Linked DNA regions of Homo sapiens: all the other regions are linked to region 2. A link is a loop called in an ENCODE intact Hi-C map of the cell type or tissue named here. Cell type or tissue: MCF 10A. All regions are shown on one strand.

The links. A loop is a pair of places that touch in the nucleus more often than their neighbours do. Peaks named below come from ENCODE experiments on the same cell type or tissue, not always from the same donor. Only the 100,000 strongest peaks of a DNase experiment are listed, where the experiment ranks them.
Region 1: a loop joins it to region 2, with 2.6 times the contacts of the local background. A loop is called at or near these places in 4 of 110 quality-filtered maps.
Region 3: it touches region 2 in a loop (11-fold over the local background); 39 of 110 quality-filtered maps call a loop at or near these places.

Annotation. Positions count from the first base shown.
Region 1 is chr1:224,694,060-224,702,059 of GRCh38, forward strand. The region is part of intron 3 of CNIH3 (cornichon family AMPA receptor auxiliary protein 3); the gene reads left to right. Among named protein-coding and RNA genes, the nearest start is that of CNIH3-AS1, 33 kb to the right of the region's middle. RefSeq lists an enhancer at 4,076-4,577. In MCF 10A, CTCF peaks have their summits at 7,091 (motif pointing right) and 7,296; DNase peaks (open chromatin) are centred at 3,522 and 7,082.
Region 2 is chr1:224,919,454-224,927,453 of GRCh38, forward strand. The region is part of intron 1 of LOC105373109 (a long non-coding RNA gene); the gene reads right to left. It overlaps LOC124904524 (a long non-coding RNA gene), which reads right to left and starts at 4,783. Exons shown (of 2, transcript XR_007066899.1): 1 at 4,045-4,783; 2 at 84-3,290. In MCF 10A, a CTCF peak has its summit at 3,281 (motif pointing left); a DNase peak (open chromatin) is centred at 3,258.
Region 3 is chr1:224,641,685-224,649,684 of GRCh38, forward strand. The region is part of intron 1 of CNIH3 (cornichon family AMPA receptor auxiliary protein 3); the gene reads left to right. Among named protein-coding and RNA genes, the nearest start is that of CNIH3, 29 kb to the left of the region's middle. In MCF 10A, CTCF peaks have their summits at 783 and 3,060 (motif pointing right); a DNase peak (open chromatin) is centred at 3,077.

The DNA of each region.
Region 1 (8,000 bases), 230 kb before region 2:
TCTGGAGAACTGGATCTGTGGAGGAGGAGAGGAGAGGGACAAGAGCTTCCACCCAGAGAAGTTGACAGCAGACAGATGTTGCCAGCTGCCAGCTCCTTTGCAGACAGCCCAGGATGAGCTGAGCCCTGGACTTGGGAGCATTTCCACAAGTTGCTATGTCCTGGCTGTGTGTGGAGAGAACACCTTCCTCACCTGAGACACAACAGAAAGTTGGTTTTGAGATGAATGTGGGGCCGTCACAACCAGTTTCAAAAAGTAAAGAAGTCCAGCAGCCCTCATGGCAGCAGGAGAAGAAACCCTAAAACTGTCAGGGACTTTAGGTTGTGTCATTGAGAGGGTCCCTAAACCTGGCTGTTCCTCACGTTGAATCTGGATTGATGATTAAACATACGACTCCGCAAGGTAGATTCCTATCCACCCAGGATAGTTAATTTTATCTGTCACCTTGGCTAGGTCACGGTGCCTAGATATGTGATCAAACATTGTTCTGGTTGTTTCTGTGAGGGTGTATTTTTTGGATGAGGTTAACATTTAAATCAGACTTTCATTATATGAAAAAGACACATGCACACACATGTTTATAGTAGTATAATTTGTAATTGCAAAATTATGGAACCAACCTAAATGCCCATCAGCCAACGAGTGGAAAGAAAATGTGGCATGTATACACCATGGAATACTACTTAGCCATGAAATGGAATGAAATAATGAAATAAAGGCCTTTGCGGCAACTTGGATGGAACTGGAGGCCATTATTCTAAGTGAAGAAACTCAGGAATGGAAATCCAAATATCATATATTCTCACTTATAAGTGGGAGCTAAGCTATGAGAATGCAAAGGCATAAAAATGATATAACGGGCTTTGGGGATTTTGGGGGAAAGGTGGGAGGGGGTGAGGGATAAAAGACTACACGTTGGGTACAGTGTACACTGCTCAGGTGATGGGTGCACCAAAATCTCAGAAATCACCACTAAAGAACTTATCCATGTAACCAAACACCACCTGCTCCCCAAAAACTATTGAAATAAAATTTAAAAAATAAATTGGACTTTGAGTAAAGCACATTATCTTTTCTTCTGTGGGTGGGCCTCACTCAATCAGTTGAAGGCCTTACTGGAGCAGAAAGACTGAGCTCTCCTGAGCAAGAGTGGATTTGGCCAGCAGTCGGCTTTCAGACTTCAACCACAACTTGACTCTTCCGTGGGTCTCTGGCCTGCCAGCCCACTCTGCAGATTTTGAACTTACCAAATCTCTACAGTTGCATGAGCCTGTTCCTTAAAATCTCTCTCTTTCTAAACACACACACACACACACACACACACACACACACACACCCCTGTTGGTTCTGTTTTACTGGAGAGCCCTAACTAATGCAGTCCCCTCAATTCTGGTAAGTTCAGGTTCAGCAGGTTTACAGAGAGGCCTGGAACTGCTGTGAACCGAACCTTCACAGCAACCCTGTGAGTTGGGTGAAATTATCTGCTCACCAGATGGTCAGTACCTTGTTCAAGGTCACCCAGCTCATAGGTCTGGTCCCAGAGTCCATGTTCACAGTCCTCAACCCTTGCTGCTTCTAATTCCTCACATTCATAGGAGTCCGTTATTTTCCATAACTTTACAGAGCTTCTTACCACTGCCCTAGGGGCCAATCTCTGCAGGGCCTGTGAAAAGAATGATGATCGCTCAGGCTCCCCTGTAGTCTGGACCAGATGAAACTAGGCTGGTCCCCTTACTGCATTCATCGGCAGAGGCAGAGCAGATTGTCACAGCCTGACCTTCTCAGCAATAAAGATTTAGGGACTCTTGGGAGTTTTGCTATGAGAAGTCACCAAATCATTGATTGTTCTGACAGAAACAATTTGGGTTTTCATAATATCCTTCTCCTCTCATTAATGTAACAAGGAACTCTGGGATCGTAGGATGTGTGAGAGGCAGGAAAGCGTATTGGGATATGGGTTTGGGTCTGTGAGTAACAGAGACCCACTATAACCGTGACTGAAACATGATGGGGCTCACTCTGCCTTGGGAGGCCTGTCCAGGCTGGAATGGGGTGGGTGGGACTCGGCCTCACAAAGCTGTCTAGAGACCCAGGCTCCTCCCATCTTTGGAGCTCTGTCATTTTCAGGGAATTTCCTTGTCCATGTGGACCATGAGGACATCACATCATGACCTCCTTTCAAGTAGCAGGATGGAGGAGGCAAGAGGAAAAGGGCCATTTCTTTGAAGGAAGTGACCCAGAAGTCACACACACCACTTCTCTTTAACTGTTTGGCCAGATCTTAGGCAAATGGCAGAATCTAGTCTTGATTCTGTGGGGCTGTGTGCTCAGCTCAACATCAGGGACTTTATTCCAGAGAAATGGGAGTGAGGACTTAGGAGGACGGCTGCAGATCTCTGTCTCATGGAGGAAGTCGGTCAGCAGCGCAGCCTGTGCAGGGCACACAGCCACTGATGTGCACTCTGGAAAACTAAGGGCAGGAATGTGAGGTGGGAGAGGAGCAAGACGAGGTGTCACAGGTTGAATGATATTAAGTGGGACCTGGAGGAGGCTGGGCATTGTATGGGTTGTGGGGAGCTGGGAAGTGCTGGCTGTTGGCTTTGATGGAACAGCCCAATAGGTACCAATCTGAATTTATTCATTCTTTCAACTGGAATTCATTTAGCACCTACCATGTACATAGTTGGTTGTTATGTGCTGAAGGGGATAAATTTGTGTGTGTGTGTGTGTGTGTGTGTATGTGGTGTGTCAGTTGTGAAGACATGCTCAGTACAGCTAAAAGAAATCTTGCTTTTTCTCTGCATTCCTGCCTGAGAGTCCCTCAAAGCGCTGATCACCTAGCACCTTATATGATAGTTGCCTGGACATGTATTTTACACAGTTGTATTCTTGAAGACAAGGATACCGTCCTTCTGGTTTCTGCAACTGCTACATTGCTTAGCATGGTGTCAGATGCATGTTAGCTAGCTGCAAAGTTTAGTCAACACGAGACTGGCAACCACAAATACCATGGGCTATGATTTTCATAATGCGTGAGCAGGAATTCCCACTGCTGAGCATGGGATAAAGGCATGTGGAGAAGACCAGAGAAAGGCCATGACAGGTGTGACGTGCTTGTCACATCAGAGCACCCTCAGTGCCCAGTGGGGGAGCATTGTAGTGGACCTAGTTAGAGCGCTAGTTTGCAACCTTGGCTGTACGCCGAAATTGCTTGCGGAGGTTAAAAAATCCTGCTGCCTTTGTCCCGCCCCCCGGAATTTCTGAAGTGCAGCTTGGCACTTGTTTTTTTAACAGCTCTCCAGATGATTCTAATGTGTAGCCAAGCTGAGGATCACTGAGTGGGAGAATAGTGCAGGTGGGGAGGCATTTTCACTCTCTCCGTTCTCCAGGGTATGATTTAGAGAGCCGTAATTTTCAAAATGGTAGCAGAGTAAAAGCAATAATTTGCCAACAGGTGCCCAAGTGGACTGAAGGAGTTACTTCCTAAATTCCAGGGAGATGGTCAGCCCAGTGGGATGACTCATTGCAAGTCATCCACGAGCCACGTGCTTTTCATGGTGGGAACTCTGCTTCCAGATGCTTCATTTTCCAGAATGTGATGAGAAGTAAAGATTCTGTTTTTCAACCCCCAGAATGCTCACCCTTCCAGGCACTCATTCTTGCCCTTTTCCAAATTGCTGAAGAAGCAAGAAACATTTCTGGGTCCTGTTTCTGGGCCACAAAATGGGCCAATCTTACAAATCCTAATAACCTCTTATTCTTGGTTGCATTATCCAGTCTCTGCCTCTCACTCTTTCCAACTCCTACTGCCCCTCTCTAAAGGTAAAACCATGCCAGCCTGTACCTAGGTGGGGACAATAAGAGAGAATTCCTCTGAGCTCCCAGCTTGTGCTGAATTAATTCGCATGCTCCAGACATATCTTCTCCCCACGGAAAAGCTGCATTGCCGAGTTATCATGCTGGCTCCATTTGTAACTTCTATGGGACTTGTTATTCCTTAAGCAATTTGGGGCATTGGTCCTCCTCCAGAACTGAGTTTCACTGGCTCTGATTTCTGAGCTGTCTGTGTGGCACAGACAATTACACAACTCATGGAGTTTTGTTTCATTAGGATAAGACCCAGCAGTAGACAAGAAAATGCACTGAATAAGTTAAATGTGCTATACAAATGCAAAGTGCCATTATTATAAAGGGACAGAAAAGCCATCCTGTTTCCTTTCTGTATCAGCCAAATGGTCAAAGCAATGATGAGATTCTGGAGGACAATGATCACCGATTATAGCACAAGGAGGTAGGCGGGGAACACGCAGCAAGAACAGCTCTGCTATTGTGGCCTTTTAGTGGTGACATCACTGCTGTTACCACTCAGCGCACCAGCATAAGGTAGCACCAGTGCCACTGGTGTCCTGGTGGGAACCAAATAAAGGAACCACTTAGGCAGGGTGTACTGATAAATGACAAACTATATGTCTTCTGAGAGAAACTGTAGAAGTCTCTGCATGAGCTAGACTTTAATACATGCCATTGGGTACTTCACATTTTTTGACAGTGGTGATACCAATTGCCAATGCTGGGTCATTCTGAGTTATTGATAATGTATTTCAAGCACACATATTCTGGGCTTTAAAAGGAAGGTAGGTATAGGTGGAATTCAGAAGGTATAATAATTTGTAAAAAGCGTGCTTTCCTTAGCAGACTAGAAGATGAGTAAGGGCACTAATTGTGAATCTGGTTCACTTGCGGAACTCTGCCTGCAGCCAGCGCAGCACATAGCCAGTAATGCTTTGCTGATGGAATGAATGAATGAATGAATGAGTGGAACAAACTCCATGGTGACTGCTACATGCTTTACATGTGCTACATGCTTTACAAGTGTTTCACTTGTTCTTACCACACTGCTGTGATGTGGAGATGGGGAGCTGAGAGGTCACTTAGTAAGTGCAGGGTCTGGATTCACACCCAAATCCCTGCCCTTTCTGATAGTCCTTATGTTCCATGCTCTAGGGATTGAAGACACGTTTCCCTACTTTTCCCAGAATACTTCCACATCTTTGAGTTTTTCAGAGCAAGCTTGGCACCATCCCTGGACATTCCCGGGCATAACCATTCCCAGGATCCACCATTAGCCTCATGCGGATGGGCCCTGTTCTCTTCTCTAGTCTGACTACCATCTCTTCTCCACTGATTCTCACCCTCCAAGTCAAAAATGGGCTAAGAAGTTTTGACCAAAGGCATTGTTTCAACCTCAAGAGACTGTTGAAACTGATGTCTTGAGAGAAAGAACCTTCAGAGGACACTGTACCCCCTTCTCCTGGCCCTTCGGCAGCTGAATGTCAGCCAGGGGTGCCATAACACAGCAGCTGGGTGGCTTTAGCCACAGGCATTCTTCTTCTCACAGGTCTGGAGGCTAGAAGTACTAGATCAACGTGTCGGCAGGGTTGGTTCCTTCTGAGGGTTCTCTGCTTGGCTTGTGTATGGCCACCTTCTCACTGTCTCCACGTGATCATTCCTCTGTGTGTCCGTGTCCTAATTTCCTCTTCTTTAAGGACACTAGTCATACCAGGTTAGGGTCTATAGGGTAAATCCATCTGACAGCAATAATTTAAGCATACCTTTAGAATGGCCCTATATGGCAGATGCATCTGAATGTGTGTTCCAAGCTGGGGAACCTGTGTGTGGCCAACCCAGAGATTCATACCTTATCTATGATAAAAATCTGAGCCCCTCACCCCCTACCTGTCCCACTTGTCAGGGACATGCACTGCACAGGGGATTGAGGCCCTGAGCTTTGGGTTGAATGAAGGTTGCCATGTGGGGGTCATTAGGGGAGAGTGTTAAATGAAAATGTCTTATAAGCTGCATGATGTTTGCAGGAGGTTGTGGTTTTCTTGCCTGCCCTGCTTCCACTGGGCCCTGCGGTTATCTTGTCTGGCCCACCGCCTACTGGACTGTAGGAAGGTGGATGTGTTGTCCAGCCCACTGCCACTGCACTGTAGGAAGGCGGATATTTTGTCCAGCCCATCACCGCTGGACCATTTCTGTATATAAGGTAGTTCTCCTGTCCAGCTTGCCACCACTGGACTCTCTCCCCTGTATGGAGGCCACTAATAAAACCCCACGTCTTGTTTGCTAGCTCTGGGTCTCTTCTTCAGACTCTTGAATCTGGTACCCTCCCTAGTGAGGTTAATAGGGTCTTGGCAATAATAGGGCCCACCCTAATGACCACATTTAACCTAATTGCTTCTTTGAAGACTCTGTCTCCAAATACTTACTGTCCCATTCTGAGGTACTGGGAGTTAGGGCTTCCACGTATAAAATTTGGGAGGACATGTTTCAGTCTGCAACAGGATCTCTGCACTAGAGAAGAGTTTTCATGGAAACAACATCCCATTGGCTAGGAGAAATGATTTACCTGCCCTTGAATTCTGTTCTTTGGTGAATGGCAAATAGAGTGAATAGTGAGTTTCTGGGTTTTAATTTTCCTAGCACTTTCTCATTATCCCAGATGTGCTTTAGAGAAAGAAAGGGCAAGACTTGGATCCTCTTTCATTGGGTTTTATTGTGTTTATCAAGATCAAAAGCAAAGTTATCCTCAGTAAAGTCTGTGAATACTTTCTCCCATCATTCTCCTGGAGAAAGGGCCCAAACAGAAGGGACTGGGTCCTGCCTCTCCATGCTACCACACCTCTTGCAGGGAGCAGAGTGCAGAGCCTGTCCCCTGGACCTAGATGGTTGGCTCAACACATGTTGGACAGGGCATGGGTCATTCGTCATTCTAATTAGCTCCAGTGCCTGTTTCCCCAGCAGGCACAGAGTCAGGACAAAATCCACATCTGCCATGTGAACTTCTGCAGAGGTGCCACTTGCTGAGTAGGGCCAAAGTCATGTAATTATTGTAATTATTTTTGTTTATGGGATGTCCCTTCCCAGGAGATCCCAGGCACTTCACTGCCCAGAAGTTGTCACTTGAGAGCAGGACAGCATTGACCCATGCTGGGGCTGAAGGAAGTGATGAAGGGCCCTGACCACCCATGGTGCTATGCTGGCTGCCCGGAAGCCATGGCATGCATAAGCTTCTGGAGAGGCCACTAGGGGGTGTCACACTGCTATGCAGAGAGTGGAAGGGGGGCTCGGGTTCTTTTTTTTTTTTTTTGCTGGAGGAGGCGAGGTTAGCTAGACATGGAAGATTGGTTCTCAGTGGCTATCTTTGTGCTGCTATAACAAAATACCCTAGACTCAGTGGCTTAACAACACAAATGTATCTCTCACAGCTCTGGAGGCTGGGAAGTCCAAGATTAAGGTGCCAGACAATTCAGCATCTGTAGAGGGCCACTTCCTGGTTCATAGACAGCTGTCTTCTTGCTGCAGCCTTACATGGTGGAGGGGCAAGCTCTCTCTGCACCCTTTATCAGGACACTAATCCCATTCACGAGGGCTCCACCCTCATGTTGTCATCTAATCCTAATCAACTCCCAGAGACCCCACTTCCTAACACCATCACATTAGGGGGTAGCGTTTCAACATGTGAATTTTATGGGGAGATGAACATTCAGCTCGCAACAGAGGCTTAAGTGTTTTTTTCTATAACAACATTTATTAAGGTATTATATGTGGTATAATATGCCAGACGTTGTACAAAGTGCTTGGTTGGATGATCTCACTCGCGACAGCCCTGGGATGTAGACATCGTTATGGTCCCCTTTACACTGAGGAGGAAATTGAGGGACAGAGAAGTTAAGTAACATAAGCTAGTACATGCAAAGCTGGGGTTTAAATCCAGGCAGTCTTTCCTTGGAGCATGCTATTTCATTTTTCGTTATTAATTGTTTCAGTTATAAAAATAATATGTTCATATTTTCACTAGTAAAATGATGCAAAGTTGATATGAAGAAAATATTAATAAGCTGCCCCACCCTTGTCCTTCCTAACTCTCTGACATAAAAGCTGGGTTTGTATCCTCCCGTCATGCTGTATCTCCACTTGCATTTAGATAGACAAAT
Region 2 (8,000 bases):
AAGGGTCTTGACCGCAAGTTATCCAGGTTCTTGGCATTTCGAACAAAGAATTGGACAAAACGCACAATAAAGCAAGGAAAGAATGAAGCAACGAAAGCAGAGATTTATTGAAAATGAAAGTACATTTCACAGGGTGGGAGTGGCCCGAGCAGTGGCTCAAAGGCCCTGGTTACACAGTCTTCTGGGGTCCAAATCCACCATTGGCCACTTGATGTACACCCGGTGCAAATGAAGCAGTGGCCCACAATCAGAGGCCAAAGTGAAGTTACAAAGTTACACTCCTATGCAAACATCTGCTTGGTTGCTTTCTGCAACCAATCAGAGGTACTTTCAATTTTCCATCTGCCATGTAGAAAGTGTTGCAAAGGGAGTAGCCTCTGGTCCTTTTGTTACTTAGGTGTGGAAAATTGGGGTTTTCCTTTTGATTTAGTTCTAGGAAGTCAGCATGAACTGGCCTTAGGTTCCTTGCCTCCACACCCTATTCTCCTGCCTCAAATTCACCAGATAATAGGATACCTCCACACAGGTATTCTCTCTTTCAATTCTCAAGGATAGTAGGATAGAGGCTATCTCTGCATAGTGGCTTGAATTAGCCCCTACCTGTGTAGAGATATCCTATATCCTACTATCTTTGGGAAGTATTCTGGACTTGGGCAAATGCTCTGACAGTGGCCTCTGTTACCAACATTAACAGCATGTTACCAGAGAGGAATCTGAGAAAACTCTTTATTTGGGTAACATTGATTTTTAACATGGCTCAAACCTGTTATTTCCACAGCTGGCATAGGGAAATCATTAGGTTTCTCTCCAGATGGATAATGATTTTTGTAACTTGATTTACATTTAGGAATTTAAGGTTCTTAATGAAGGTTGACATATTTGTGAATCCAAGTTATTGCGTAGTTCTATTGATGATAGTAGTCATCTTATATGCTTAGAAAATATTCCTTTGGATGGCTATGTTAATTGCTATAATTTTCTTCTGTCATTTTAAATCATTTTTTCTTTGTGAAAACAAAATGTTACAAATCACCATTTTGTACTATTTAGCTGTAAATTACAGTGTATTGAACTAAAATGTTTCAGTTGTAACAAAGGATGGAGAAAATTATCAAAATTTACATCTATACTAAAATAGCTCAATGCTCATTGCCTTTTGTAAACACTGAAATTAAAACAAATAGCTGGGCGTGGTGGTTCACACCCGTAATCCCCTGCACTTTGGGAGGCCGAAGTGGGCGGATCACCTGAAGTCGGGCGTTTAAGACCAGCCTGACCAACACAGAGAAACCCTGCCTCTACTAAAAATACAAAATTAGCCAGGTGTGTTGGCGCATGCCTGTAATCCCAGCTACTTGGGAGGCTGAGGCAGGAGAACTGCTTGAACCCGGGAGGCAGAGGTTTCAGTGAGCTGAGATCGTGCCACTACACTCCAGCCTGGGTAACAGAGCGAGACAGCATCTCAAAAAAACAAAAACAAAAACAAAAAAACCCCAAAACAAATAGCAATAATAAATGAATTTATATCTGTTTACAAACACAATTAATTCTATTGATCTATATTTTTCTGGTCTTTATGAAACCCATTGTTCCTTTTGTGATAGTGGGATAGGTTTAGACTACTTTGCTAACTTTTATCTTAAATTAAACATGCTTGATAAATATTTATACAGTGCCTACAGTTGCTAGGTACTGCAGGGGACACAAAGGAAATACATCTGCTTTTTTGTCCTTAAATATTGAGACTCACATAGAGACATAAAGATTCAGGTTCAGAAACTATTGTCTAGAGATTTCCATATATCTTCATTTGTGTCACCAGACAACCTTTCAAGATAGATAAACTACTTTAGGTAGATATTATAAGGTAGATAGAAAACCAAGGCCTAGCAGTTGACTTGTTAATGTCACACAGTAAGTGAAAAGACTGGGATCTGAAATATGTTCTTTTCAGTGCTAGTCTTACACTTTCAGCAAAATTCAAGGCAGAACAGGGTGAGTGACACAGTGCAAAGAAAATGCCATGGGAGTTTGCGGGAGGTCACACAGAAACTTCTAAAAATTTCCCCATAAGTGATAATAATTTCCCCATGTGGGCTTTACTTTCCTCTTAATAGCCTCCCGCCTGAGGACTTTTGACCCCATTATTCTAGTTATTTCTCTAAGAAGAGATAACTTTGGTAGGTATGCCTTCACTTCTTTGACCTGCTTCTCTCTTATGGTCTCTCATTCTTTTCACCTCTTTTTCCTCTGTATTCTGGGAGAACTGTTGGGGTTAAACTGCCACATCACTTATTCGCTTTCCTGCAGTAATAATTTTCCTCTGTACTGCCTTTAGTACGATTCAAATTCTTCCACAACATTTTTGGTTTCTCTTAAATTTTATTTTGCTAGCTTCTTTTTAAAATTCTGCCTGCATCCAAGTCTATTCTCTTCTTATGTCTCTGTTCCTATAGGAAGGCTGTATTTTCTTGGTTCCTTGGGAAAACCAAACAGATGTTTTCTAAAATTTTCTTCTATATCTTACAAAAAATATTTGTTTAGAGGGTGTTTTTCTTCTGAGTCTTTAGATTAAAAAATTTTCGAAACAAAGACAAGGTTGTATGAGTTACCTAACCGCACACAACCTCTTCATTAGAAAAATGATGTCAGTAATGGTACTCACCTCATACAATTGGTATGGTAAGTAAATGAATTAATACATGTGAAGTATTTGCAGTAGTCTGGGTCCAGTCAGGATACAGAAACCAGAGAGTAGGCTAAACTGGGAAAGGTTGATGTATAAATGTATCAACAAAAGGGTAACTATAGAATATAAGGAAACTACATGGTACCCTACGGTTGAGGGTGGCAGGAAAAAACAAACTTGGAAGGGGCTCAGACCTTGTTGGAGAAGATGTGATTCAGCCCACTGGATAGCAGAGAATTTTGTTGGCTTGGCCAGCCTGGAGCTGACCTGGGACTGCTGGGCAAGCAACAGGCCACCCTCTGGACTGCAGGCTTGCACCCAGCAGCCAGGGGTGTGGGTCTGCAGTGAGAGTCGGGTCATCTTCAGGGATAGGAGCCCTTCAGAGTACATGGGCTGTGTGGGTCTGTGGTGTCTGTGTCCCGAGGGCTGCAGAAAGGCTATTGCCAGGCCAAGTCTTCAAGGTCACAGAGAGACCAGTTCGAGGTCTGTACCTGGAGCAGGCTCTGCCAAAATGGCCTCACACCTATACTGCTAACTCCAGGTTATGCTGGAAAGGGCAGGAGCTCCTCTTCCTTTGACAATGTTCCTCTACTACCATCTACTGGAAAAAACATAACACTGCATTCACTTTAAATAGCTCGGGAATTTCATTATCACAGAGCTATAAACTGAAATGTGTATTCAAAGCTGAGCAATCCTATATTGATAACTGACACAGAACTTAAAATTGTGCCTGGCACATGGTAAATATCACATTGCTAGAGATAACATTTTGCTATTATTATTGCATTCTTTTCTTTGCTTAATAATCTTTGAATATAGAGACATCTATCCAGCTTGGTGTGGGCCAAGAGGCCAGGTATACTGAGTGCCTTTAGTTCTTCTCGGTACTAATTTGAGAGCTAGTAGATTCTCTCTCTCATATCTAGAATGAGCCTTAAGGTTGATGTAAACAATCCTTAGTCACCCTTATAGGCACTGATCTGATGAGCCTATACCCTACCCTTCTAGCTGATTTTCCTGATTATCAGAGGCTCATGTAGTTTGCAGTTTTTCTTTGTACAAATGTAAGTCAAAGATACAACTCCTTCACATGCCCAGCTCCCAGGGCCTGTTTTTTGGCCCTGCCCACAGTGCTTCCAAGATAGAATGCCTCATAAGATGTAATGCACCCTTTCCTCTGCTGGATGCTGTTGGTTCTGTGGCATCACAGGAGTTGCAGTCTCTGACTGGGTATGTGGGGACAGGGAAAGAGGTCATCAGTCTGCCTGAAGCATTAAATTATTCTGGTGCAGTGAAGACATAACTGTACAATTTTCTAGTCAGGCCATTCTAAAGACCAAACTTTTACCTACCTTCTTTGCAGCATTATATTTGCTCTTCTGTTTTAGAAGATGGGTAGCAGAGTTCAGGAACATATATCTCAGCCAACTGCCATACATTCCACTATTAATAGACTATCCCAATAGACTCTGGTTTCCAGAGTTGCAGCCACTGTTTGCCATTTTATGTATCATTTCAAAGATTTTTTTGAGAAGGTGAGAAAAAGGATATTAGAGAACATTAGCATGCCTTTTTTTCTTTTCTTTTAGAGATGAAGTCTCACTCACTATGTTGCTCAGGCTGGCCTTGAACTCCTGGGCTCAAGTGATCCTCCTGCCTCAGCCTCCCATGCCATTTTGTCAGAGGAGTTTTAACCAGAGCAACTCCAACTTAAATAGGGGTTGGGTAAAATAAGGCTAAGACTTACTGGGCTGCATTCCCAGACGGTTAGGCATTCTAGGTCACAGAATGAGACAGGAGGTCAGCACAAGATACAGGTCACAAAGACCTTGCTGACAAAACAGCTTGCAGTAAAGAAGCCAGCCAAAACCCATCAAAAACAAGATGGCGACAAGCGTGACCTCTGGTCGTCCTCCCTGCTACACTCCCACCAGCTCCATGACTGTTTACAAATGTCATGGAAATGTCAGGAAGTTACTCTGTATGGTCTAAAAAAAGGGGAGGTTTGAATAATCCATCCTTTGTTTAGCATATAATCAATAAACAACCATAAAAATGGGCAACCAGCAGCCTTTGGGGCTGCTCTGTCTATGGAGTAGCTATTCTTTCATTCCCTTATTTTCTTAATAAACTTGCTTTTGCTTTGCACTGTGAACTCGCCCTGAATTCTTTCTTGCACGAAACCCAAGAACCCTCTCTTGGAGTCTGGATCGGGACCCCTTTCCGATAACAACTTCTGTTAAATCATGAATTTTTCAAAGTATAAATAATAATAATAGCTACCATTTAATAAGTGCTTGCCATGTAGCAGCTGCCACCTTTTCTCATTTACCTTTAACGTGATACCATGCTGGAATTCAAATTCAGGTTACCATAACTACAAAGTCCATGTTCTATGTTATACTGTACAGCTATACTATTTTACATTTTCTTTTCTTTTTTTTTGGAGACAGAGTCTCGCTCAGTCACCCAGGCTGGAGTGCAGCCGCACCATCCTGGCTTACTGCAACCTCCACCTCCCAGGTGCAAAGGATTCTCCTGCCTCAGCCTCCTGCATAGCTGGGATTACAGGCGCCCACCACCACTCTCAGATAATTTTTGTATTTTTAGTAGAGACTGGGTTTCACCATGTTGGCCAAGCTGGCCTCAAACTCCTGGCCTCAAGCTATCCACCCACCTCAGCCTCCCAAAGTGCTGGCATTACATAGGCGTGAACCACCACCTATAATCTACTACAGACCCAACCTCTATTTTACATTTTCATTCCATATATTTTTTACTTTATTTTTTCCTAGGAAAAGCGTATGGGCTTTGTGATAGACAGAATAATCAGCACCCCAGAAGATATACATAATCCCTGAAACCTGTGACTGTTACGTTACATGACAAAAAATAAATAAATAAATAAGGTGGGGGGGGTGGGTGGGAGCTTTGTAGGTGTGATTGAGTTAAGGCTCTTGAATTAGGGGATTATCCTGGATTATCTGGGTAAGCCCTAAACGTAATCACACTTCCTTATAAGAGAGAAGCGGAAGAGATCTGGCATATAGGGGAGGATAAGGTAATGTGACCACAGATGCAGGGACTGGAGTGAAACAGCCACAAGCCAAAGAATGCCAGCAGCCACCAAAAGCAGGATGAGGCAAGGAATAGATTCTCCCTTGGAGCCTCTGCAGGCAGTGCAGCCCTGCAGGTGTCTGATTTCAGCTTAGTGGAACTAGTTTTAGACTTCTGGTTTACAGAACTGCGAGCATAACATTTTCTTGTTTTAAGAACAAATTTGTGGCCAGGCGCCATGGCTCACGCCTATAATCCCAGCACTTTGGGAGGCCGAGGCAGGCGGATCACCTGAAGTCAGAAATTCGAAACCAGTAACTCCGTCTCTACTAAAAATACAAAAATCAGCTGGGCGTGGTGGCGGGCACCTGTAATCCCAGCTACTCGAGAGGGTGAGGCAGGAGAATTGCTTGAACCTCAGAGGCGGAGGTTGCAGTGAGCTGAGATCACGCCATTGCATTCCAGCCCAGGTGACAAGAGTGAAACTCCATCTCAAAAAAAAAAAAAAAAAAAAGAACAAATGTATTACAATAGCCACAGAGAATGCTAACTGGTTTCTAGAGTGTCAACTCCAAACTGTTGGTGGTTTCCAAAGTATACACACTAGCTCAGTGGTAGAGGAGGTGGTGGAGTATCTGCTGTGGGCGTGGTTCATTAGCTCCACAGTATTCCATCTATTAATACTTGTCAGAAGGGATCTTATAACTCATTGAATGTATCTCATCCAATGTATCAACTTCCCCTTCAACATTCTCTTCAAATGATTGTCAGGCCTCTGCTTACACAACTTAGACAAGTCCCCCGATTCTGCTTCAAACAAGTCCTCCCACTGGCAGAGGTTTCGCTACTTTTCAAGGTGTGGGATCCATACTTAGACAGCTTGACTAATCAGACATTTTTTCCCTGATATTTAATGTCAATCTGCCCTCTTATAGTTTTCATGCATGGGCTCTGGTTGTATACCCTGGAGCATCAAAGAATATGTCTATTCCCACTTCCTCAGGATAATTGATGAACTTTACCTCCAGCCAAATCATACTGTGAACTCAAGAAATTCACAATCAACTAAAACCCTTAAGATTTTGTTCATGATTACTATTGTTAAACCACATCTACCCCCATATGTTTTTGCAAAGTTAGTTTTTTGGACCCAACTATATTCTACACATACCCCTATGAAACTGGACCATGTTAGACTTGGTGCATTGTTTCAGTTTATAAAGATTCTCTTTGATCCTGGCTCATTTATTTACCCATCCCAGTTTCATATTGTATGCACCTAAACCAGCATGCCATGATGTCAATATCGAACTCTTTAATAAAAACTTTGAAAGGAATTAGGCCAAGGAGAGCCTAGCAATATAGCATTAGAAACCTTTTACCATGAATTAAAAAATTCCTAAGCACAATATCACTTTTTTATCCATAAGGATATCATGAGAATCTTTACCAAATGTCTTGCTAAAAATCCAAATAATACCATATCAATGTTATACTCTTTATCCATTTATGCAGTTCATACTTGAAAGTGCTATTTGAATTTGCTCATATATCAAATTGCTTTATAAAATTTAAGTCCCTTTATACTTATTCAAGGAATCCAGTGGCCTAATAAGCTTGTCAAAAAAAAGAAAATGCATGAACAAATTCTCAGAAGTTCACTTTGTATTATAGAATTAAAATATCTGGTAGTTTTCTTGAAGTAGAAAAAAGAGTAATATTTTTCAGTGATATTTATGACTATAAAAGAGCTACACAAAGGTTCATAGAAAAAAGCCCCATTGCCGGGTGTGGTGGCTCATGCCTGTAATCCCAGCACTTTGGGAGGCCGAGGCAGGCGGATCACAAGGTCAGCAGATTGAGACCGTCCTGGCTAACACGGTGAAACCCTGTCTCTGTTAAAAATACAAAAATTAGCCGGGCGTGGTGGCGGGCGCCTGTAGTCCCAGCTACTCGGGAGGCTGAGGCAGGAGAATAGCTTGAACCCGGGAGGTGGAGCTTGCAGTGAGCTGAGATCGCGCCACTGCACTCCAGCCTGGGTGACAGAGCACGACTCCATCTCAAAAAAAAAAAAAAAAAAAAGAAAGAAAGAAAGGAAAAAGCCCCATTAACACTGAAGCATTGGGTAGAAAATAAACTAATCTCCTGAGTATAATGAAGATGAGTGTTTGAGAGGTTCAACAATTCCAGTCTTCACTGCAACACTGTCCCCAGTTAGCCAAACCACAATGAGATACCATCTCACACCAGT
Region 3 (8,000 bases), 280 kb before region 2:
CACTGGTGCACTTCTCAAAGGAAGATCGGCCAACTCTCAGAGGATGCGGCCTCTACCCACAACACACTTCCTTTTTTCTTTGTCATGTTCTGATTCCTTAGCATCTGTGTCATAGGATCTAGGATCGGGATAATGGCTTGCAACCATGTCAAAAATTTTCCTGGTGCTCCCAGGCCCCCACCTTGGAAACTCAAGTTGTATTTGTAAAACTAGTGAAAACCATTGGTTTGTTCCTCATGCATTCAGGGTATTCCTTGAACAGAAGTTTGCACACTTCAGCATGTGCATGTGAATCACCAGAAAACATCTCCAAAATTCAGACTGTAATTCCTGCCCTTAGGATTCTGGTTTGGGAGGGCTGGTTATGCTCCGTTTGGACATAACAAGATTTGTTACATGGTATTTTACTTATTTGCTATTTTGTTCAAGGATGTGAAGGATGGGTACCACCATAGTAACAGCTGATATTGATTGAATATTTGCTGTATCAGGCACTGTTCTTACTGTAACAACTCATTTAATTTTCCCAGTGTTCTATTATGCAGATACTGTTTTTTTTCCTTGAGGGTAGGGTCTTGCTCTGTCTCCCAGGCTGGAGTACAGTGGTGCGATTATGGCTCACTGCAGCCTCAAAGCCCTGGGCTCAAGTGATTCTTCTGCCTCAGCCTCCTGAAAGCTGGGACTACAGGCATATGCCACCATATCTAGCTAATTTTTTATTTTTCGTAAAGACAGGAATCTCCCTATGTTACCCAGGCTGTTCTCGAACTCCTGGCCTCTAACAATCCACCTGCCTTGGCCTCTCAAAGTGCTGGGATTGTCGGTGTGAGCCGCTGTACCTGGCTGTAGCTATGATGGTGTCTGTTTTTCAGATTAGGAAGCGGAGGCACAGGGAGTAAATGGCTGAGCCCGGACTGATTCCAGGCAGTCTCACCCCAGAGCATGGCTCCTTACCACTGTGCTCCTCTACCTTTCTGCTGTATATTCTGGGTGACTCAAGCTCTCTGTGCTCTGTAGGTAGAGATTTTATTTTATTTTATTTAAGAGAATGCTTTGCGTTTCTGATTTCTCATTGTCTTAGAACTGCACATATATCAGAGAGGCTGTTATGAAAGAAAACCCACACATATCTGGGTCTTGCATCTCTGCATCGAAAGCATGGTCTTATGAAGTAAGATGCGAGAGAGCTAGGCAGGGGGAACAGTTGGGACACTGTGAACTGTTGGTGCTCTGAGCTGTAAACTCTCCGGAGAGAGCTCTAAAGGAGAGTGCATTGTATCTGAACATGCAGGCCAAGGTGTGGTTCTCCTCCGAGATTCCTAAAGGGTCCTCCATTTCTGCCTGTGTCAACCAGCTAAGATCTGGCAGTGTGGACACATCTGCGGCCCTTCTGTGGCCTTGTTGATGGTCGAGGCGTGTGTTTGGAGTGTATGCACTTTGGTATTCACTTTGTATTCCTGTCCTCAAATGCACCTGCTTATTTCACAACTATCAAATACCTGCCGAGGATCCTGGGCCCTGGGAATAGGGGGAGAAATAAAACGAGGCCTGCTCTGAAGGAGGTGGTAGTCGACTAGAGAAAACAAATGTAGAATGAGAAATTACACTCCAGTACGGTGGTTTCTGTGTCTACAGTGCATTTTATTTGCAGCATCTTTTGGACATCGGTTCCAGTCACATCTACATGAGGCTCATCTAGATTTAAGGAAACTAGGGAAAATGCAGCGAGGTGTTAGTGTAACCACACTGGCCTGCTTTGGCCCCGCAGCCCAGTCGGCTTGTCTGGAGAGACCCTGGTGGGACAGTGAGTGGGTCATGAAGGCAAGGCCTGACGTGGTGGGTCTGGTGTGTGAGGAGAGAGCCTGCCTTCATGGAGGCCGGGCAGCCTCCCTTCTGTTGTGGGACTTTTCCTTAGTTCAGCTAAAGATGGGATCCTCGTCACACAGCCACAGAAAATTACACTCAGAGACAGTTTGAAGGGTGAGAATAATGGGATTTATTGGGCAAAAAGGAAAAAAAGTGGGGAACAGGGACTCAGCAGAACGAGAGTCCTTCTAGTATAGGCTTCCCGCCTCATGGATGAAATCCCAGGTTCTACCCAGGAAGAGGAGGGGCCGGACTCCTTCCTGCTGCAAATGACAGGAACTTCTGAGGCTCCACCCCATGGTGCATTCCTCCCAGTTCGCAGGTTGGCTGGAGTTTCTCTGGGGACCCCTTCCTACCTGGCTGTCTCACTGCTGTGGCTCAGACCAGTTGAGGCCATCCTGGCGTTTCTGAGACTGGAAGTTGGGGGTTGGCAGCAACCCTGGTGGATCTAGTGGGGTATTAGAATTGTAGTAGAGGCCAAGTGACCTTGGGGACCTCTTAGACTGAAAGCTTCATGAAGTCAGGGACCGAGTGGGGCTTGTCCATAGCCCTTGCTCCAGCACCTCAGCAGGGCCTGCACATTCAACGCATGCTTGGTGACTGAATGTGTTGAATGCCTTGGGGAGTGCTCCCTTCGGCCTTTGTTACAAGCATGTTGTTTGTTTTTGTTTTTGTTTTGAGACAGTGTCTCACTCTGTCTTCCAGGCTGGAGTGCAGTGGCACAGTCATGGCTCACTGCAGCCTTGACCTCCTGGGCTTTAGCAATCCTCCTACCTTAACCTTCCGAGTAGCTGGGACTACAGGGGTGTGCCTCCACGCCCAGCTAATTTTTGTATTTTTTGTAGATCTCTAGTGGATGATTCCCCATCCAAGGTGGCAGCTATGGAGCTAGACTACAGGATATCGGGGAGTGTGGGGTTGGACCAGGTGATGTCTGAGGCGATGTCTGGCTCTAATATTATGCCTGGCATGCAGCAGGATGTATTTGTTGAATTAAACAAATTCTACAAATCAAGGGAGCAAAAAAGCATCCCTATGACCCTTATACCTTTAGCTTTGTTTTCATCCATTCTTAAATTTCTCCTGGCTGCCGCAAGCAGATGACTGTCCTTTATCCCACAGATACCTGACTGCTGTATGCCAAACAATTTTTTTCTTCCACCAAGCTGTAATGCTCAACCGTTGCCACTAGAGGGCTGAGGTTTTGCACACTGGTGGTGCTGAAGACGCCTCCAAGTTCAAAGGTCTTCTGAGATACCCAGAGAGGCTCAGGCAAATGCCAGTGCTGGAAACTTGCTTAAGCGTAAGCAGCCAAGTGCATGCACCTCCACTGAGCTGGGGGCACTGGAGAAGGACAGTGGCTTCTGTACTGCTAACAGACCCCATGCAGGTAGTGGCTGAGATCTCTGTGTGGCCAACTAAGGACTGTGGAAGCATTTCACACCCTGGGTGAGGATGGTTATGGAAGGCAATAGAGGCTGCCTCACCACTGGGAGTGGCGAACAGTGTGAATCTCTGCTGGCCTTCTCTTTGAGTGCTGGGCATCTTTTATTTCAGTTTTACAGATGCAGAAATACACAAGAGGGAGTCAGGTCTCTACCAAGGAAAAACTGTATGCTTACCTTATGCCTCTCCCTACCGTGTTTGATCAGTTCTCTCTCTCTCCTCCCACCACCTCCCCACTGCCCTGCTCTGCCCCCTCTCTCCTATGTTACTTTCTTGGGTCTTGCCCTGTTTGGTGTCTGGCCATTACTTGGTGCTGCAGAGGAGACTCAGCCCCCAAGAGGCGGTACACTCACCTCTTGAAGGGCAATCCCCAGAGAAGCGCGAGAGAGACCTGGCTTGGCCTCCTTTCTCCTGCGCCTCTGTTCAGCGTTGTACTGGATTGCACGCGTGTTACAGAGCGTGCTGTGGAAGATGCTGAGCCAGCGGTGCCGAGCGTTTCCAGCCCTCTGAAGGCAGGGCCACGCAGCTCCCCATCACGTGGTGACACTCCCTCTGTGCTCCTGATGTGCTTATTTCCAAAATATGGTGGGTGGTGAGGTTTAGGCCCTGTTCCAATTCAGGGTAACATGTGGAGCAGGCTCAGCCCGGAAGGCTGTGCTATGGCAGCAGGTGCAGCACTCATTGTGGCCAGCGGATATTCACATCTGTTGGAGCCTAGAAACCTAAAGAAAAGCACATCCAAGCTCCAGTCATTTCCACCACTCCCTACTGCCATTCCCCACCCCATAACATGGAGGAATTTATGTTGCAGTACATTTTCTTTCTCTGGCCATCTCGCTCCAAGGGAATTAATAAGGACCAAATGGCCAAAGGGCAGGAAGCAGTGGGGAGATGCAGTGGAGAAGCATGGCCCATGTTTAATTTATAGATCAGATCATCTCTTCCCCTTGGCAGTATGCAGGCTATTTTGGGCATTGTGCTGGGTAGCCCTTTAGGGAATCCAGTTGTATTTAATTATATTCATATTTATTGAGCACCCATTGATCAGTCACAGCAAGCACATAATTATATGTGTTATAAAGAGTTAGATAAAGGCCCAGTCCTCGATCTCACGGTCTAAGATAGTAACTCTAACGTAAGACAGCAGAGGTTTTCAGTGGAGGTTCAATTCAAGGTCACGTTTGATTGGAGACATCACAGAGAGGTGGCACTTATATGGGCCTAACAGCATTTTGACAGATGAAGAGAAAGACAGAGGGATTAGTTCTGCCAACCTAAAGAAAGAACTGAGGCAACGTTAATACAGACAGTTTATCTGAGCCAAGGTTGAGGACAGCTGCCCGGGACACAATTCCAAGTTGCCTTGGGGAGTGCTCCCTTTGGCCTTTGTTACAAGCATGTTGTTTGTTTGTTTTTGTTTTTGTTTTGAGACGGTGTCTCACTCTGTCTTCCAGGCTGGAGTGCAGTGGCACAGTCGTGGCTCACTGCAGCCTTGACCTCCTGGGCTTTAGCAATCCTCCTACCTTAACCTCCCGAGTAGCTGGGACTACAGAGGTGTGCCTCCACGCCCAGCTAATTTTTGTATTTTTTGTAGAGACAGGGTCTTGCTCTGTTACCCAAGCTGGTCTCCAATTCCTGGACTCAAGCAACCCTCCTGCTTCGGCATCCTAAATTACTGGGATTACAGGCATGAGCCACCATGTCCAGTCTATTACAAGCAGGTTTTTAAAGGCAAAAGGGGACAAGGCTGAGCCAATACAAAGTTGTTTGACAGGAGTTCTCACCGGTTGACAGAAATAATATTTGTTAGTGATTGGCCCTACACTGGTGAACTATAGAGTATGAGTGCTGGTGTCCAGTGTGTGACATTTTATGACAATCTGGTGTCAGTTAGCCTAGAGCCCATATAGCATGTGGCCTCAAGAGGAAATGATTTAGCTCAAGAGAGGAATGAGACATGACTGCTGTCACACACATGGCCCCGTCACTTTTTTATTTTTATTTTTTTGAGACAGAGTCTTGCTCTGTCATGCAAGCCAGGGCGCAGTGGTGCAGTCTCGGCTCGCTGCAACCTCCACCTCCTGGGTCCAAGCGATTCTCCTGCTTCAGCCTCCTGAGTGGGGTTACAGGCACCCGCCGCCACACCCAGCTCACGTCTGTATTTTTAGTAGAGACAGGGTTTTACCATGTTGGCCAGGCTGGTCTTGAACTCCTGGCCTCAAGTGATCCGCTTGCTTCGGCATCCCAAAGTGCCGTAATTATAGGCGTGAGGCACTGTGCCCGTCCTACAGTCACATTTCAGTGCCTCTCTGGGCTTGATAATTAAAGGGGGCTTGAATTCCTCCGATAAAAAGTTTATTCTTCAGACCAAATAGTGAGGGTGTCTTGTGGAAAACCCTGAAGTAGTCTGGCTTGCTTGTCCATGGAGGTGGAACAGGAGTGTCTGACCACCCCCCTGCCTGGGCCTGGGTGTCGGGGTGGAGACTGGGGATGGGCAGAAGCTGGGACATCACTCACTGCCAGGGACTGGGTTCTGTGTGGCCAAGGCTGTGGCGGGAAATTATTACCTGAGACCAGATGTTCATGATGAGAACCAAAGCAGTGAACTGGGTTAGGGCCCTGTGGAGAAAGTGAAGCCTGGAAACTTGGGAGAATGTGTGTTAACCCCACTTCTAGAGAGGACAGAGGCTGGGACAGAGCCAAGGATGTGTGGCTGGGTGGCACAGGGGGAAGAGAAGGTGGGCTGGGAGCCAGCAGGGCAGAGGGAAGGGAAGGACAGCAGCTGTGGTTCCCAGATCAGCATAAGGAACCTGCAGGCACAGGGGCCCTGGTGTAAGGAGCCTGCAGGCACAGGGGCTGAGTGGGCCAGGTGGCTGGACAGATAGTGGCAGGTCGGTAAGAACAGAGTTAAAACTCAGCCAGGCTTTGGAACTGTTCTATCTTAGGGTACTGGTTACGGGAACGGGCAGGAATTTTTGGAGACATATACTGATGAATTCTGTTTCGGGCATGTTGAGGTTCTGGAGGAACCTGGGATGGAAACTGGATCTGGAGCTGGGGAGAGAGTGAAGAACCAGCCATGTCCAGGAGGGAGTGAAGCAGGCTAGAAATGGTAGTGGGCGGCTGGGCGCAGTGGCTCACGCCTGTAATCCCAACACTTTGGGATTCTTACCAAGACCCCGAGGCGGGTGGATCACCTGAGGTCAGGAGTTTGAGACCAGCCTGGCCAACATGGTGAAACCCTGTCTCTATTAAAATACAAAAATTAGCTGGGTGTGGTGGCGGGTACCTGTAATCCCAGCTACTAGGGACGCTGAGGCAGGAGAATCGCTCAAACCCAGGAGGCAGAGGTTGCAGTGAGCTGAGGTCATGCCACTGCACTCCAGCCTGGGTGACAGAGCCAGACTCTGTCTCAGGAAAAAAAAAAAAAAAAGAAAAGAAAATGGTAATGAGACCTGTGGGAAGGGATGAGTTTACCAAAGAAAAGAGCACAAAGGGAGAATATTTTCTGCTCATTTACTCATACATTAAATGTCTGTTTCGTGCCAGGTACTGTAATAGGCATTCTTCATTCTTCAGAGTCATTTAGGAGCAAAGCACACTGTTTGGGCTTGGGGAGTTTGCATATTGAGGCGAGGTTAGAGAAGGATATTGGAATACCGATTTTGCCTTGGCCCAATTACTTCCCCCCATGATGTTTCTGAAGATGGTGTAGACATAAGGAACAACCTGTAAGGCCTTATGAATATCTTGGTGCACAGTGACCCTGCCCATCAGTAAGCAAGATCTAGTCTGCAGTCAGATTAGTAACTATTCCTTCCTGGTAGGACAAGAGCAAAAGGAGGTTCTCAGCCCTGCTACAAGCATGAGCTCCAACTACCACTACAAAATCCCCCTTAGCAGAGAGGGAAATGGAAGACCCAGAAGGTATGATTTATCCTGAGTTGTGAAGAATCTACCACCCTTTGTTCCCAGAATTTCTTCCTTTCTGAATCCCTGGCTTCTTCAGCCAGCCCATCAGTGGTGGCTCCTTCCTTATTTATGGGGCTCACCAGTTGCACTGGGCAGACTGAGGGACCCCCAAAGATGTTCATGTCCTAATCCTTGGAACCTGAGACTGTTACATCTGGAAAGTCCCTTCTGCCATATAAGGTGATTAAGTCAAGGGTCTCGAGATGGGGAGATTATCCTGAATTATCTGGGTATAGCCATTGTAATCACAGAGGTCTTTATAGGTGGCAGAGGGAGGCAGGAGAGACAGAGGAAGAGATGTGACATCAGAAGCAGAGGTCAGGAAATGCCGGTGGTCTCCGAGAGCTGGAAAAGGCAAGGAAATGGCTTCTGCCCTAGGGCTTCCAGAAGGAAGTAAGCCCTGCTGACACCTTGATTTTAGCCCTCCAAGACCCATTTTGGACTTCTGACCTCTAGAACTGTAGGATAATAAACTGTGTTGCTTTGAATTACTAAATTTGTGGTAATTTATTATAGCAGCAGTAGGAACTAATACTATAATGTATACCTAATTTCCAGCACAGAGCCTGTTACACAATAGGTGCTCAGTTTAATTTATTGGATGAATTATGAATTCTATATTTAACTCTAACCCCCAAGTAGGGCTCTCTACAGTGGTTTTTGAAATCTACTTGGCTTCATTTGGATAGTTAGAAACTTGGGGAAAACTTTGCCCG